Regions from separate parts of the Mus musculus genome. Here region 2 is linked to region 1. Evidence: chromatin contacts called from ENCODE Hi-C or POLR2A ChIA-PET data. All regions are on one chromosome and are shown on one strand. Each heading gives the region's core, a stretch centred on a gene start or an enhancer-like site at or near the end of the contact. The rest is flanking DNA. Distances are from core to core; before and after follow the strand shown.

The links. A loop is a pair of places that touch in the nucleus more often than their neighbours do. ChIA-PET counts read pairs that join two places held with the same protein, here RNA polymerase II (POLR2A).
Region 2: a map of heart shows a loop between it and region 1 (3-fold over the local background). The contact joins the enhancer-like site here to the promoter of 1700025H01Rik in region 1. A Hi-C loop is called at or near these places in 12 of 37 maps with a recorded cell type or tissue (Patski, adrenal gland, gastrocnemius and 3 more). POLR2A ChIA-PET finds 5 or more read pairs at or near these places in 2 of 5 experiments (Patski and embryonic stem cell).

What each region holds. Positions count from the first base shown.
Region 1 is chr16:30,188,206-30,195,298 of GRCm38, forward strand. It overlaps 1700025H01Rik (a long non-coding RNA gene), which reads left to right and starts at 4,399. Exons shown (of 3, transcript XR_003951867.1): 1 at 4,399-5,160; 2 at 5,583-7,044. All of the region lies in intron 2 of Gm26562 (a long non-coding RNA gene), which reads right to left.
Region 2 is chr16:30,232,688-30,239,852 of GRCm38, forward strand. No RefSeq gene overlaps it. Among named protein-coding and RNA genes, the nearest start is that of Gm33330, 17 kb to the right of the region's middle. Within about 2 kb of position 3,834, at least 2 of the 3 ENCODE cell types and tissues checked have a DNase peak (open chromatin) inside an H3K27ac peak, as active enhancers do; they include gastrocnemius and heart, where a contact is called at or near this core.

The DNA.
Region 1 (7,093 bases), core at 3,149-5,648:
GGGGAGGGCAGGAGCCCGCAGAGGGGACCTGGCGCTCCTCCCGCCCTCCTGACCTGCCACGCACACGCATCTTAACAAGTGCCGAGTGCTCCTCCTAGTGGAAAAGGAAGGATGCGCGACCCCGGCTTGCTGCCCTTCTCTGGGCTCCTTCCCAGGCCTGATAGATGGCCACACCAGCAAGTCTCACCCCACCTCACAGTGCCAAAGGCCCATTCATATCCAGTGCCATTTGAGTGTGGAACACTTTTAGGACCCATTTTACAGATGAGAACACTGAGTCGGTCTCAGGCCGAACTGCAACTGTTTTCTTTGCATCAGTGTGCTACTCTCAAAATTAACCACAAGCAAGACCTGTCTCATACCCATGGCCCATGCTTTTCCACCTGGTCACACACAGACGTCATACCATCTTGAGAACAGACCTGGATCTCTCTTTGCCCTCTGACCTTGATCACTAGAAACTGAGTGCTCTGGGGATATCCTGATTAAAAGCTTTTTGGCTGACTGATCACTGCTGCCCCTTCAGAGCCAGCCCCTCCCCTTCCAACAACCCACCTAACACCACCAAAGCAGGAGTCAGGGGCTTTCTGCTCACTGTGGGCAGAGTGAGTTCCAAAAGTTGCCTCTAGATAACTCTACCATACACCAGCTGCTTAGCCTGGTTCACAGGCTATAGGGAGTGGGGATTGTCTCCAGCCCTGTCCAAAGAAACCACAGAGGCCTTCAGGCTGTCCCCTGGAAAGTCTCCAAGCCCCTGTCCTCATCCCTGCCCATGGTGGAGAGAGGGCATTTTGGAGTAAGTCACTCATCAAAGAGGGGAGGTGACCCTTGTCCTGTTCAGAAACCGGCTGAATGAAGAAGCCACATGCTGCCTTGGGAATGTGTGTCCTGGGGAGCAGCCCTGGAGGTCTGGAGACCCTAGATGGGAGGTTCTTGGAAGCCACAGGAGGAGGAATGTCCGCTGCCCACCATCCCCAGCTGGGATCCTGTCACGGGACCGCCCTGGGCCTGAGCTCAAGGGCAGAGCAGGCAGGCAGTGAGCTGTGTTTTCTGGGAAGGCAGCCAGTCCTTGTTGCCCTCCGGCTTCCGGGCACTGAGAATGGTAGAGCAAGCACTGGCCGCCTCAGCTCCCTCCAGTCCAGGCTGAGTGGGCACACCCTACTTCTGGTGCCAGGGAGCCACAAACACTCAGCTCCTTGCTCTCGAGGGGAGGGGAGGCACAGTGGAGACTCAGAAACACAAAATGCAAGTCCCTGGTAGCCGATCCTAAGCGAGTCCTGACTCCTCTTCCTGGTTAAACTGTCTGAGGGCAAGGGAGAAGCCTTTGGCTTGGCCTCAAAAGATGCCAGGCTCAGCCAGGTTGTGGTGACTTGTGCATTTAATCCCAGCACTCCGGAGACACATGGGAAGCAGAGGCAGATGGATCTCTGAGTTTGAGGCCAGCCTGGTCTACTGTGATTTCCAGGACAGCCAGGGCTCCACAGAGAAACCCTGTCTCAAAATAGATAGATAGATAGATAGATAGATAGATAGATAGATAGATAGATAGATAGATAGATAGATAGATAGATAGATATGCAGAGCTCTATCTAATCCTAGGTAGTATGCCATGTACCTGTGGGCACATGTCATTTCTCCTAATCCTAGCTTCAGTTAGATGTGCTAACCTTCCTGGTTGCTTAAAGCCCCACAGCCTAAAATGTATGTGGCTACACCTGAAGCACGACTCTCCTATGAGGGCTGCAGTTTCTTGGTGTCAAAGACTTGAGTGCCGCCTTATGTAATAGATTGCTATTGAGGAAATGAAGACAGACTTGGGCTCTTGACAGATATTATGTGAGACTCCGAAAAGGAAGAGGCCGCCTAGTCCCTGGTAGCTGTCACAGCAGGTACCCTTGACTACTAGGGACAAACCACACATGAGTCTGGAACTCATCAGATTCCTCACTAGGGCACTCAGCATGCCCAGAAGATCCCAGAAGATGAAGTTTGAGGGTCTCAAGTCGTTTCTCAAGACGACTTGTCTTTCAACTGCAAAGGGCTCTCCCGTGAGAGGGGCTACACTACAGCTGCCTGGCAAGGGCCCTAAAGTGAAGATTTGTAAAGACCGGGTTCAGATTCCTTGAGAAAAGAACCTTCTAAAGGCTAGTTTCTAGCAGACTAGACTGAGGTCATAGGCAGTGCGCTTCCAGTCACGAGGAGTGTTTGTCTGGATCTGTGATGGTGGGGGGGTGAGTCTACGAAGAGATGGTGAGTGAAGAGCCTCCGCAAATCCTGCCCTTGTCCTGGGGATTCCTGGCTTCTCTGTTCTCCATGGGCTGTGAGGCCTTCCCTGGTTTTAATTAGCAAGTACTGCCTGAGAGGTTACTCAGAACACGAGCGCTTGGCTAGATCGCACTGTGCAGACCGCCTGAAGCGTTACACATCTTGTACACATTATTCCAAGTAGGAGGGACTGGGTATCTATCAGGACAGGCAGTTTAATGGGTTATAAATGGTTCTGCTCCCACGTAGCCCTCCGTACATCTCTCTCTCTCCCTTTGCTGTGGAAAAGGAGCTCACGACTAAGGCCACAGAGCCTGTGGCCTTCGAAGGACCAGGACAAACAAAACCAAGTATAAAGAGAACTCACGCCGGAGTGTGGCTGGCCAGCTTTTCAGGGCTGGGTGGTCCCCAGGTTGCCACCTATGAGTTTGGTGTGTGGTGCTCACCTGCCAAAATCCACGCTCCCGTCAGATTAAGTCACTGAGAGAAGATGCTAGGCAGTGACCGGTTTCTAAGAAGACACTAGGCGATTTGAGGGGGGGGGGTGGCTACAACGCCAATGGTTGCCGCAGAGCTTTCTGTCATCAAGTCATCCCTATCAGCCTGGAACCAGGCCAGCAGATGGGCAGCTGCAGACCAGCTGTTGGCCTGAGAAAAACCAGCAAGCAAGAGCCGTGACACGGAGATGCGGTCTTCATCTAAGAGGGAGCCCAGCCCAGACCCCCCAGCAAAGTGCAGCTCATGTGGAAGGGTACTGGGTTTCTTCAGGCAAATGCATCTCGACACCTGGATTATGCTGTGTCTTGTTTTCATCTAGCTCACAATAGCCAAGCCCTGGAGTAGCCGTGCTTTTTAGAGGTGTCATGGTCGAACATCACGCAGGAGAGGAACAGCAGAGGGCAGGACAGGAAGGAGCTCCCCAGAGGCAGAAAGCATCTCATCTGAGGCCTGTCCTGCAGCACCTCCGAAGCAGGTCAGATCTAGATCAATACCCTTCCTTCCGCCACAGGTCTCTTCCCACTAGACACTGCTACACACGAACTAGAAGGAGATACGCATGATGTGGCACATCCTGCTATGGAGACCCACCGTGTGTGGTCTTCTCTCTCTCTCTCTCTCTCTCTCTCTCTCTCTCTCTCTCTCTCTCTCTCTCTCATTCTCTCTCTCTCTCATTCTCTCTCTCTCTCTTTCTCATTCTCTCTCTCTCTCTCTCTCTCTCTCTCTCTCTGCTGGCCTCAGCAATCCCACTACTCATGCTATCTCTCTAGCTAGCCTCTTCCTTCTGCAGCCAGGATGAAAGTCTGCCTTCAGCTCTAGGGCCATCTCCAGGAAGCCTTTCCTGCCTGCTATGTCATTACCTAGTGTATTTCTTTAGAGAGTGTCCTCTTGTGTTTGTTTGTTTGTTCTTCATATGTGTAGTGTGCACATGTGTGTGTGTATGCACATGTGTACATATTTCTTTTTCTCCCTATTAACATTTAAATGTCAGTAAAACAGACTGTTGTGGGGAAAACCCAATCTGGGGGCTATTGCCAGGATAAGGGACAGGTGACAAAGGCCAGAACAGAGTGGCAGGGTGGGGTAGCCTTGGGAAAGTGCATGCAATAGTAAAAAAAAAATATGATGTCTTAAGCTCCAATGTCAAATCCTGCAGACAAACCTAGATTCTCTCCTTCATCAGCTCCCTTCAAACTCCCATTAAGGATGTTGTCAGGCCAGAAGGCTTCTGTGTGTGTGTGTGTTATATGTGAATGTGTGTGTGTGTTATGTGTGAATGTGTAGTATGTGTGTGTGTATATGTGTGTGTGTGAGTATGTAGTGTGAGTATAATATGTATATGGGAATATGTGTGTGAGAGTGTATATGACTGTGTGTGTGGTATATGTGTGTTTGTGGTATATGTGTTTGCAAGTGAGTGTGTATGTGTATGTTGTGTGTGCTGTGTGTTTGTGACGTGTGAGTGTATATGTATGTGTATAGTATGAGTATGTGAATATGTGTGTGAATGTGAATGAAGTGAGTGTGTAAATGTGTGTGAGTGCATACGTGTGTGTGTGTGTGTGTGGTGTGTGTGTGTGGTATGCGTGGTTTATGTGTGTGTGTTTGGTGTACGTAAGAGTGTGTTTGAGTGTGTGTGTGGTATATGTGTGAGAGTGTGTATGAGTGCATGTGTGTGGTGTATGTGTGAGAGTGTATATGAATGCGTATGTGCCATGATAGTCCACCCACAACACAGATTCCTCTCTCATCTAAGTACCTATTGGTGCGCTCAGTGGAGGCCAGAATGACTCTGTTCCTGGACCTAAAATCCCTCCACGTGGACACTGACCGACACCAAGAAAACCTCCTAAAGAACTGTCCGTCCGTCTGTCCGTCCGTCCGTCCGTCTTGCCTTCTCTTAAAAGCCAAGGATGGGAAAGACACACATTGCCCTGGGAGGTGCCGTTAACCAGGAAATATCCTTTCAACAATTCACCTGCTCAACAATCAGCTGAATGGCTTGATTTTGGTTGTGATTACAGTAGACGCCCATGGCCTGGCCTGGTTGGGCCGCAGAGTTGGTAGGATGTCAGGATGGGGGTGTCAGACTCTGCCTCTGGGGGAGTCCCTGCCCCTCTCCCAGCCTCAGTTTCCTAACCATAAAGAAGGGGATGGAGGTTGGTTCTAAGGAAAATTTCGCCTCTGACCTTTCCCTCGTAACCATGTATGAGCCTATCTCTGCCTTCTGCCCATCCTCCTCCTGCAGGGTCAGGCATTTTTACAGCCCATGTCTCTCTTTATATCATGGTGAAGAAGAGGAACTGTGTGCCACTGAATTCACCAGTGAGAGCGTAGGAGTATCTGATGGGAGAAAGCCCTGCCAGCCCTGTCTGCCAATGCTACTCACTGGGCCAGGTACAGTGTCAGCATCTGCCAGTAGCTGATAGTCTTGGCTGGCTGGCAAGAGACCTCACCCATCCCACCCACCTCCTCTGCCCTTCTTCTCTGGCCTTGGATGGCTCTCGGGAGTTCCCGACAAGGCAGCATACCCACAGCCAAGGTCCCCGTGCACCACTGCAACCTGCAGAATGTACAAAAATCCACTCTAACCAGACGGTGTACCTTCTGCCACCCATGGTGGGGGCAGTGGGGGAGGGAATGAGTGACACAGCCTGAGATGGGGGAGAGGCAGAGGGGGCTGCTGTCACCTTTGTCTCCAAGGACAGCTGAGAACTGTCATGAATAAAGATTAATAGTGACAGAAGACAGGCTGAAGTAAGAAACATTTGCAGGCTCTGTGGCAGGAGAGAAAATAAGAAAATTCCTCCTGCTCTCAGGCTCAAGGTCTTCTCCTGGCCAAACCCCAGCCTCCGCCCAGCCACTCACCTCAACATTGACAAGCAGCTGGCCATCACTGGATCATCCTTGACTAAGCCTCAAACCCCAGCTTTCAGCCAGTTCCCTCTCTCCTTCTCTCCCCTGAGGGTCATCCAGAGAGAAGCAGAACTTGCTTGACCTGACCTCAAGAAGCTAGGCCCCCAAGGGGGGGACCACTGGAGCCTTACCCCCCTCTCCCCAGCCCCCACAGGAAGATTCTTGTTTAACACACAATGAGAGACACAGAACCTGGAGGGCACAGGGCAGTTGCCCCCCTCCCCAAGATCTTGGCCGCTGGCCCATCAGGGCTGGCAGTGGCTCAGCTGGCCTCAGCGCACTCCCCTGGAAAGAAATCCCTGCTACTCACTCCTTGCTCCTACCCTCCAGCTGGCCTGCAGTAAGTCAGAGCTATTGGCTCAAATCCTTTTTCTTTTTAACCTTTCCCTCACCACCACCAACACTGCTTCTGGGGAAAATGGTTTGTAAGATATTCTGCTAGGCCTCTTTAAATGTCTTTATTCTTTGGGAAAATGCTTTAATATAAAGGTCCTAGTTTCTACACCATTCAGACAGACCTTTTCAGAGTCTCCAGTTTGGGACAAGAAGATTCAGACCTCCAAAATCCCATAGCACCGTGCAGAGAGTCAGGTAAGGAGCCAAGGACCTGGTAAAGAACTACCCTTTACTACCCAAGGTCTAGCCCTTCCCTGAAGCTTCCCTGAGTCCATTCATCACAGGGAGGGGCCAGGACCTTTGAACCTCACATCTAAGGCCTAAAGAAGGCAGGTAACAAGTTTGGGGACCCCCATGGATGAGCAGAAGGACCTTTTAAGTAACGTTAACTTCTCACTGGGAAGGACGGTGAGTTCACATCTGCCTCCTGGTCCCTACGGGGCAAATTTTTACTTCCCTCTCCTACTATGAGGGGAAGAAAGTGCTGGGACTCGGACACTCTGGAGACAGCTTCTGGGGTTGAGTACAACCACAACTTCCAGGCAGACGTCTCCCTAAGGGGTCCTTTCCTTGGATCTGGGCTGGGATTCAAACTCCAGCCTTGATGACTTGCAAGCCTCGGTTGAAACCACATGGCCCAGGGTAGAGCTTCTCGAGTGGAGGGAGGAGGAGGGCACAGTTCACAGTGAGCGTGGGCAGCTGCCTCAGCCCTGGTTTAGCTCTTGGGAGTCCTGTGATGCCTAGATCCTGGAGCTGTTTAGAAGCTTTGCACTTTAACCCAACTCTGAGCAAGTAGTCAGAATAGATTCTACTGGCTCCTGCGGGTGTGGCTTGGAAGAAGGCACCAGGGCACCCTCTATCATCCTCGGCCCTGATGCTCTTTGGACTTCTAACAGGAACTGAACGGACACTTCCAGTGGTGAGAATGAGCCACGGAAAGATGGTGCCATCTCAGTCATGACCAATCAGGTAAAGATTCAGCTGAGCCCTCCCCACAGGCAAGCACAGGGGGCCCTGG
Region 2 (7,165 bases), core at 2,584-5,083, 44 kb after region 1:
TTCTCTTCTCTTCTCTCTCTTCTCTTCTCTTCTCTTCTCTTCTCTTCTCTTCTCTTCTCTTCTCTTCTCTTCTCTCTTCCTCTTCCTCTTCCTCTTCCTCTTCCTCTTCCTCCCCTCCCCTCCCCCTTCCCCCTCCCCCTCCCCCTCCTCTCCTCTCCTCTCCTCTCTTCTCTCTCTCTCTCTGTGTCTCTTTCTTTGTCTCTCTGTCTCTCTCTCTCTCTCTCTCTGTCTCTCTGTCTCTCTCTCCCTTTCTCTGTCTCTACTACCCTCTTAACTCCCCTCCCCATGCCCTGAATAAACTCTATTCTATACTATACTGTCGTGTGACCAGTCCCTCAGGGAGAAGGGATGGCTTGGCATGGGCCCGCTGAGACAATGCCTTCCCCCATACCTGACTACACCCCTATAGAAGATATTCCTTCTCTTTATCTTTTTATAAACACATCAGGTGTGTAGACGCACAAACTAGCCAGTGGCCGTGGCACTATGGGACGAGGAGAGGCTTTGCCGTTTCATGTCCCAGATTCAGAAGGGGAGAAGCCTTAAAGGAAATGACTTGCAGCGTACCCCATGGCTCCCGGAAATGACTTGCAGCGTACCCCATGGCTCCCGGCGTTCACAGCTAAGCCTTGCTCTCTCTGTGATGTCAGCTTGCTGTTCTAATAACCGAATTGTTATAACCTTCACAGAACAGCTGCATTCCCCCTTGTCCTCACATGGGCCTTTCCCAGACATATCACAGTTGTGAGAAACTTGTGTCTGTCTGAGTTACTCCTCATGAGCTGATTACCATGTCACCCCGAGAGGTACCACTGAGACCCCAGAGTCCAGCTTCCATCCAGATATCACCTCTGAAGTCACACCTAGGCACATACTTCCTGGGCTGGGAGGGGAAAGCGCTTTGCAAGGACACAAATCAAGGTGAGAAGCAAGGATTGCCAAGTGTCACCTTTAAAGGACTCTGGAGGTGTAGGCCCCTGGGCTCTCTTCTTAGGGTTCTCAGGAACAGGTTGGAACAGGCTCAGGAACCAGATTCAATAGCTAAGGGCTTTTATCTCTTTGAAGTCTTGGTTCAAATGTCACTTTTACAGTAAGAGACCTTCAAACTGCTACATTTAACATTACAAAAAGCCAGGTATGATAGTATACACCTGTAAGCCCTGTACTAAAGAGACTGAGGCAGGAGGATCCAGAGACTGCGTCTCGAAAAATTAATATATGCATACATAGATATAAATACATACATCCATTTATAACCAACATACTTCCTTCTTAGCCCCATACCTAGTGTTCTTTATTTTTGAAATTACTTTTACTTTCAACTCTGCCATGCAATTAACATATTTTCCATACTAGTTATTGATCATCGTTGTTCCCCCAACCCCAACAGAGACAGGCCATGAGGGAAGGGAGGACCTGCCTTGGCCACCTCCAAATTGCATGAGCCTGAAGCAGGCTCAACTACTTGTTTCAAACAACTGCCTGAACGAGGTACTGAAGGTATTGCAGGTGACCAGAGACCCACATTGCCAGAAACCCTGGTCCAGGAAGTGTGGTGAGCTTTGGGACTAGCCAGACGAAACCTGCGCACTCAGAGCCGGTTCCTCCTCCCTCAGCAGCTGCAGGCAAAGACCCGCAGGCGTGGCTGAGGACGACCACTTAGATTTGAGGCTTCCTGTCAGACTTGCATGCCGCAGGCTAAGCATTCTTCCCCCCAAATCCCAGAGAGTAGGTCCCATGGACTCTTGTCACCTCTACCTGTAGGGACTTAGAATGTGGGAAATGTGATTGAAAAGAACCATGACTTTCTGGTGGGGTTTCTGGTATAGATGAATAAGATTACAGGGTTTCCTTTCTCTGGGAAAGAAGAGGAGGAGGAGGAGGAGGAGGAGGAGGAGGAGGAGGAGGAGGAGGAGGAGGAGGAGGAGGAGGAGGAGGAGGAGGAGAGAAACAACAACAACAACTTGGGAGCAGAAAGACACAACTGAAAATGTCCATGCAAAGTCTCAACAAGACATGGCAACACAAACAAAAAGGGAAGGAGCAGGGTCCAAGCATCCATCCATCCATCCATATGGAAGAACAATAGTGAAGACAACCTGGTTCACCGTCCAGTGCCTGCATCCAAGCTCCAGCTGTGCTGCTAATTGTCCCATGACCTTGAGCTAGCCCCTCTCCTGCTCTTCTCTCAGTTACCAGCATACCTCCCCCACACACACACTCTCACAGAGCTCCGTCCACCCGAGCTATTCTTTTAGAGCTCTGGTTTCCACCTAGGCTTTGGCCAGACATATGGCCAAGCCAGCAGGAGGGGGGGGGGAACGGACGGGGACGGACACTTGTCCCAACTGGTGGCTGCCCAAATTTTCCTGTCTATCCTCTAGCCCCACCTGAGAGCCCCATTCAGGGCCCCATTAGAGGGAGCAGGACTCGTTCTGACACAGCATATCTATACTTCCCCCATCAAGTCCCCCAGCCCTCCCCCTTATGTCTGATGAGTGATTCCCCTCTGAACCCGTAGGCCTGTTTTCTGCCCACAGCCCAGGCCCAGTCTCTGACACCCTGGGCTCTGTGATGATATTGCTCATTTGGATTCTAGGAGGGACGGCTGCTCTTCAAATTAAACTAGTTCCCTCTGGACCCCTGCCACCACTGCCTCGCTGCTAGGAAGTGTCCACTGGCCCTAGGGAGAGCTTTGAACAATTCTGTAGAAACGTGGAACCTGCCAGGAATCAGCTATGTGGCTCGAGGGGGTCCCTTCTAACCTCTTTGGCCTCAGTTTCCCCTGGACTGGAGTGGCTCCTGCCAACTGCCTGGGAATAAGGACCTGAATCTAGGTAGGTAGCAGAGGCTTCAAAGAAGGAAACCAAGCCCTGGAAATGAGAGCTGGGGTCAGGAAAGAAGCACACAGTCTCTCCAATTGCCCTTCCTCTTCTGTCCCCTCAGAAGTAGGCTCTGAAGAAGCTGGCAGGGCAAGGCAGCCATCAGACCAGGGATGGGCAAGCTTCTTTTACTCACATGGCTTGTCTCCAGATGAGGCCTCGCACCAGGGAAGGCAGAATATCAAACAGATGGGAAAGTGGGTGGGATGAAATATGAAGTGGATTATTTATGATAAAGGTCACTGCCTGTGGGGAAAGCCCCCCTGGGCGGGGGTGATGTATCCAGCTAGCTAAGAAGCTAAACAAGGGACTCTCCTTTCCAGAATAAAGCCTCATCCTTAAAAATAGAACACCCCCCCCCACACACACACACACACAGAGCCATTAAAACTCAGAAGCAACTCTCTGCTCCCTACCCCCATAGACGTCGAAAGTCCCTTACAAACGGCCCTGCTTTATGTGTCACAAAGTCAGAGGCAAACCCTGTGTATGAAAACGTTTATTATGAAGACCCACAGAGCTCAACTAAGGGCAGAAAGAAGAGAGAAAGAAACCATGAGAGAGAATGACAGGAGCTGGATTCTGGAGCTGATCAGCAGGTCCCTTGGCTTGGGGAACTTGCCGGGATCCTCGGAAAGAGACAAGGAACCCAGTGAGGTGACGTTGGGACAGGCAGAGAGTGTCAGGGAGCAGCCGCAGGGGTGAACCCGAGTCCCGAAGGAGGCAGAGAACAAAGTGGAGTAAAGGAACCTGTGCCGAGTGGTTGCAGGCGTTCCCCCAACACCAGCACATCTAACGTCAGGCGCGACTAGGCAGCCGCCAGCATTAATTAGGTACAGATGCAGGCACAGGGCAAGCCTCGGCCAGGAGCCGCTCCCGGAGGCGCGCCCCCCAGGCGCAGCCGCCACCTCCGCAGCCCGGACCAGCAGCCGCCCGGAGCGCGGAGTTTTCCCCGTGGCGCCACAGCGCCCCCTCATGGTAGTCTCAGGCAGAGCGGCTTCAGAGAACGGCAGACTCTCAGCCTGGAAGCCAGTACCTTCAGTACATCTCATACTCATTCGGAGTGTTTAAAAATCCTGATGCCTCCACGTTGGCATCCCGTGTTTATTAAATTTGAATATGAGAGCTTGACTTAGGCACCAGGGCTTCAAAAACTCTCTGCAGGAATTTCCAGTCCTTAGTCAAGTTCAGAATCAGCTGTCCTAAAGCGGTAGTTTTGAACTTGATGGGTATTGAAACAACCTCGGAGACAGCGTAAGGACAGATTGCTGGTCGATACCCCAGAGTTTCTGATCCCATGGATCTGTGGTTGGGTCTTGTGAGTCAGCTTTTCATTTCCCAGGGTATAAACAGGACTGGCAGGGATTGAGCACTGACTGGGAGATCGCTAGAAATTCAGGCTTAAAGGCCACCTTCCACCGGCTTAATCACAATCTGTTTGGCACACACGAACGAATCCTCTGATATCAAGGCTGAGAAGTGTTATTTTAAGCACTCTTTGGTCAGATTTCACACAGCAGATTTCTCACCCTCCCCAAGAGTGCTGAATCAGAGGGCAGGATAGGATGTCCCACATCCAATTATCTTGCATCCCGGATGGGAGAAACTGAGACCCAGAGGATGAAAGGATGCCCCAGAACCTGGGTTCCGGGGTGACCTATCATCCCCTGTGGGCTTTGATCTGTCTCCTCCACAAGTCAGGCAGCCAACTGTCAAGAGATACTACTGCCTGGTCTCTGCTCTGTGTCATAGGAGGGGCCGAAGAAGCAAGCAGAGAAAGAGGAAAATGGCAGCAGAGGTTGGGAGGACCTGTCAGCTTCTGACCCTCAGTGCTGAGACTCTCGGCAATCACCTGCTCGTAATTATCTGTCTGAATTCTCAGGAGCGGATTAGAAGCCTATATTATGAACTGACGAAAAGTCTGTAGCACTGTCCCCAACGTGGGTCTAGAAGCAGCACATGGTGGTCTCCATCTTCTTTGTTGATGTCGTCCAGTTATTTGGCAAAGCACTGAGTGGCCGGTGAGGTTGTTCAGGCCTAGGGACAATACTGACTGCAAATAGAAATTTGAGGAGTGCATGATGAGAACTTTTGGTGGCCATTATTTGTTTATGTTTCTATTTTAATTGTTTTACTTATACACTTTTCATCCTGCTCACTGCCTCCTTCCCGGGCACTTCCTCCCATAATCCCCTTCCCTTTCTCCTCTGAGTTGGTAGGGTGCCCTAGGTATCCACCAACCTGGCACATCAAGTCTCTGTGAAGCTAGGTGCATCCTCTCCCACCCAGAAAAGACAGGGTGGTCATTATTCTTGTGGGTATACAGAGACATGTAATAGTCCTGTTTTGACCATAGTTTAGAGTCCATGTAAGAAGCTAAATAAACACATAAATACATGAGAAATAACATCACATGTCTGGAGAGTTCAGTGTTCACAAAGGAACAGGTATGGTTGAGGGGAAGGCGTTTATTGTAGATGTGAGGGAGAGAACAGCAAGAGGCATCTGGGAGAGTCCAGAGCAGGGAGAGAATATGGTGCACTGAACATAGCCAGCAGACAATGGCCATGGGAGGAGTGGGGGATGGGGAAGAGAAGAGAGGCAGGCAAAGGAGACTGAGAGAGAGAAGACCAAGAGTGGAGCAGGCAAAGAGAGCACCAAGAAAGCATGGTCAAAATGGTGGAGGCTGTACAGGAATGGGAAGCTAGGGAACGGGGTGGAGAGCTTTAGGGTAGGGGACGGGGTGAGAAGAACAGAGAGGAGCCCCAGGTACTGAGGGAGACTTGCACTCATCTCTACATGCTTTGTTCTCTTGGTTGCTCTCTGTCTCTGCTTCTCCCTCTTCCTCCCCCCACCCCCTCCCGCACCCTCACTCCTCTCATGGCCCAGATCTGTGGTTAAAGTATTCCTCATGGTCTGTGCCCACTTAACTATTTTGGATGACCATATTTAACATTCTCTATTCATTTCCATTTTCTCCAAAAAAAGCTCTGAGCAAATAATTATTTTTTTAAGAATTTATTTTATGTGTGAGTGTGCATGGTGTGTGTGTGTGTGTGTGTGTGTGTGTGTGTGTGTGTGTGTACTTTCCCCACACTGTGTAGGTGCATCACATGCATGCTAGGTACTTGCAGAAGGCATCAGATCCGCTGGAACTGGAGTTACAGGCAGCTAGTTTGGAGCCATCACACAGGTGCCAGAAATGGAACCCAGGTCTTCTGCAAGAGCCGCAAGTGCTCTTAACTGCTAAGTCATCTCTCCAGCTCCCAAATGATCGATTTTCCTGTTAAGTCAAAACAGAGTGGGTATTTGCTTTCTTGGGGGCCTTGCTCTTTTGTATTCCCAGCTACACTGCCCTGTTATCTGCCTTACAAAAAGCAAAACCACTGAGTTGAACATTAACCAAAATGACTGAGAATGGGGCAAAATGCACAGTCCTGGCCTAGGCGACCAAAACCCCCTAACCCGAGTTGACTGTTCAAACAGGAAGAAATCCTGTGGCAGGCCACGTCTCCAAGGGACTCGGGGTCAGCCAATTCCAAGAAATACTTTTCATTGCAGTTAATAAATATTTACTGAATTCTGTGTAGGGATAGCCACACAGGACTAGCCACACCAGGGCACGAGGAGGGCTCAGGCAAGGGAATCTCTAGTTACATGCAAGAAGGGCTCTGAGGAAGCAGAAATGAGGGTCTTATGTCATCAACAGACAATCTAGAAAAGGAGGAGAAGGTTGGGGAACAGGGGACAGCATGAACAAAGGGACAGATGACAATGCAGAGCGTTTTGTAAATTACCAATGTGGTGACAGAATTTGGGGGTGCACAGTGTGCAGAGGGAGTGTGGGCATTGGTGCTGGACTGGAGGGCAGCTTGGGATCTGTATTAGTCGTGGTTCTCTAGAGAAACAGCATTTATAGAATGTGTGTGTATGTGTACATATATATAATACATATACATAAATGTAATACATATACAGACGTATATAAAGGGGATTTATTAGAATGGCTCACAGACTGAGTGGTCCAGCTAGTCCAACAATGGCTGTCTACAACAGAAGGTCCAAGAATCCAGCAGCTGTTCAGTCCATGCAGCTGGATGCCTCAGCTGCTCTTCAGTATGTGCTGGAATCCTGGAGACGTAGGCTCTGATGCCAGTGAAGGAATGGACTTGCCAGCAAGGCAAGAGCAAGCAAAGAGAGCAAGCAGCCTTCTTCCGTGCCCTCTATACAGACAGTCGGCAGAAGGTGGGGCCCAGATTACAGGTAAGTTTTCCCACCTCAAA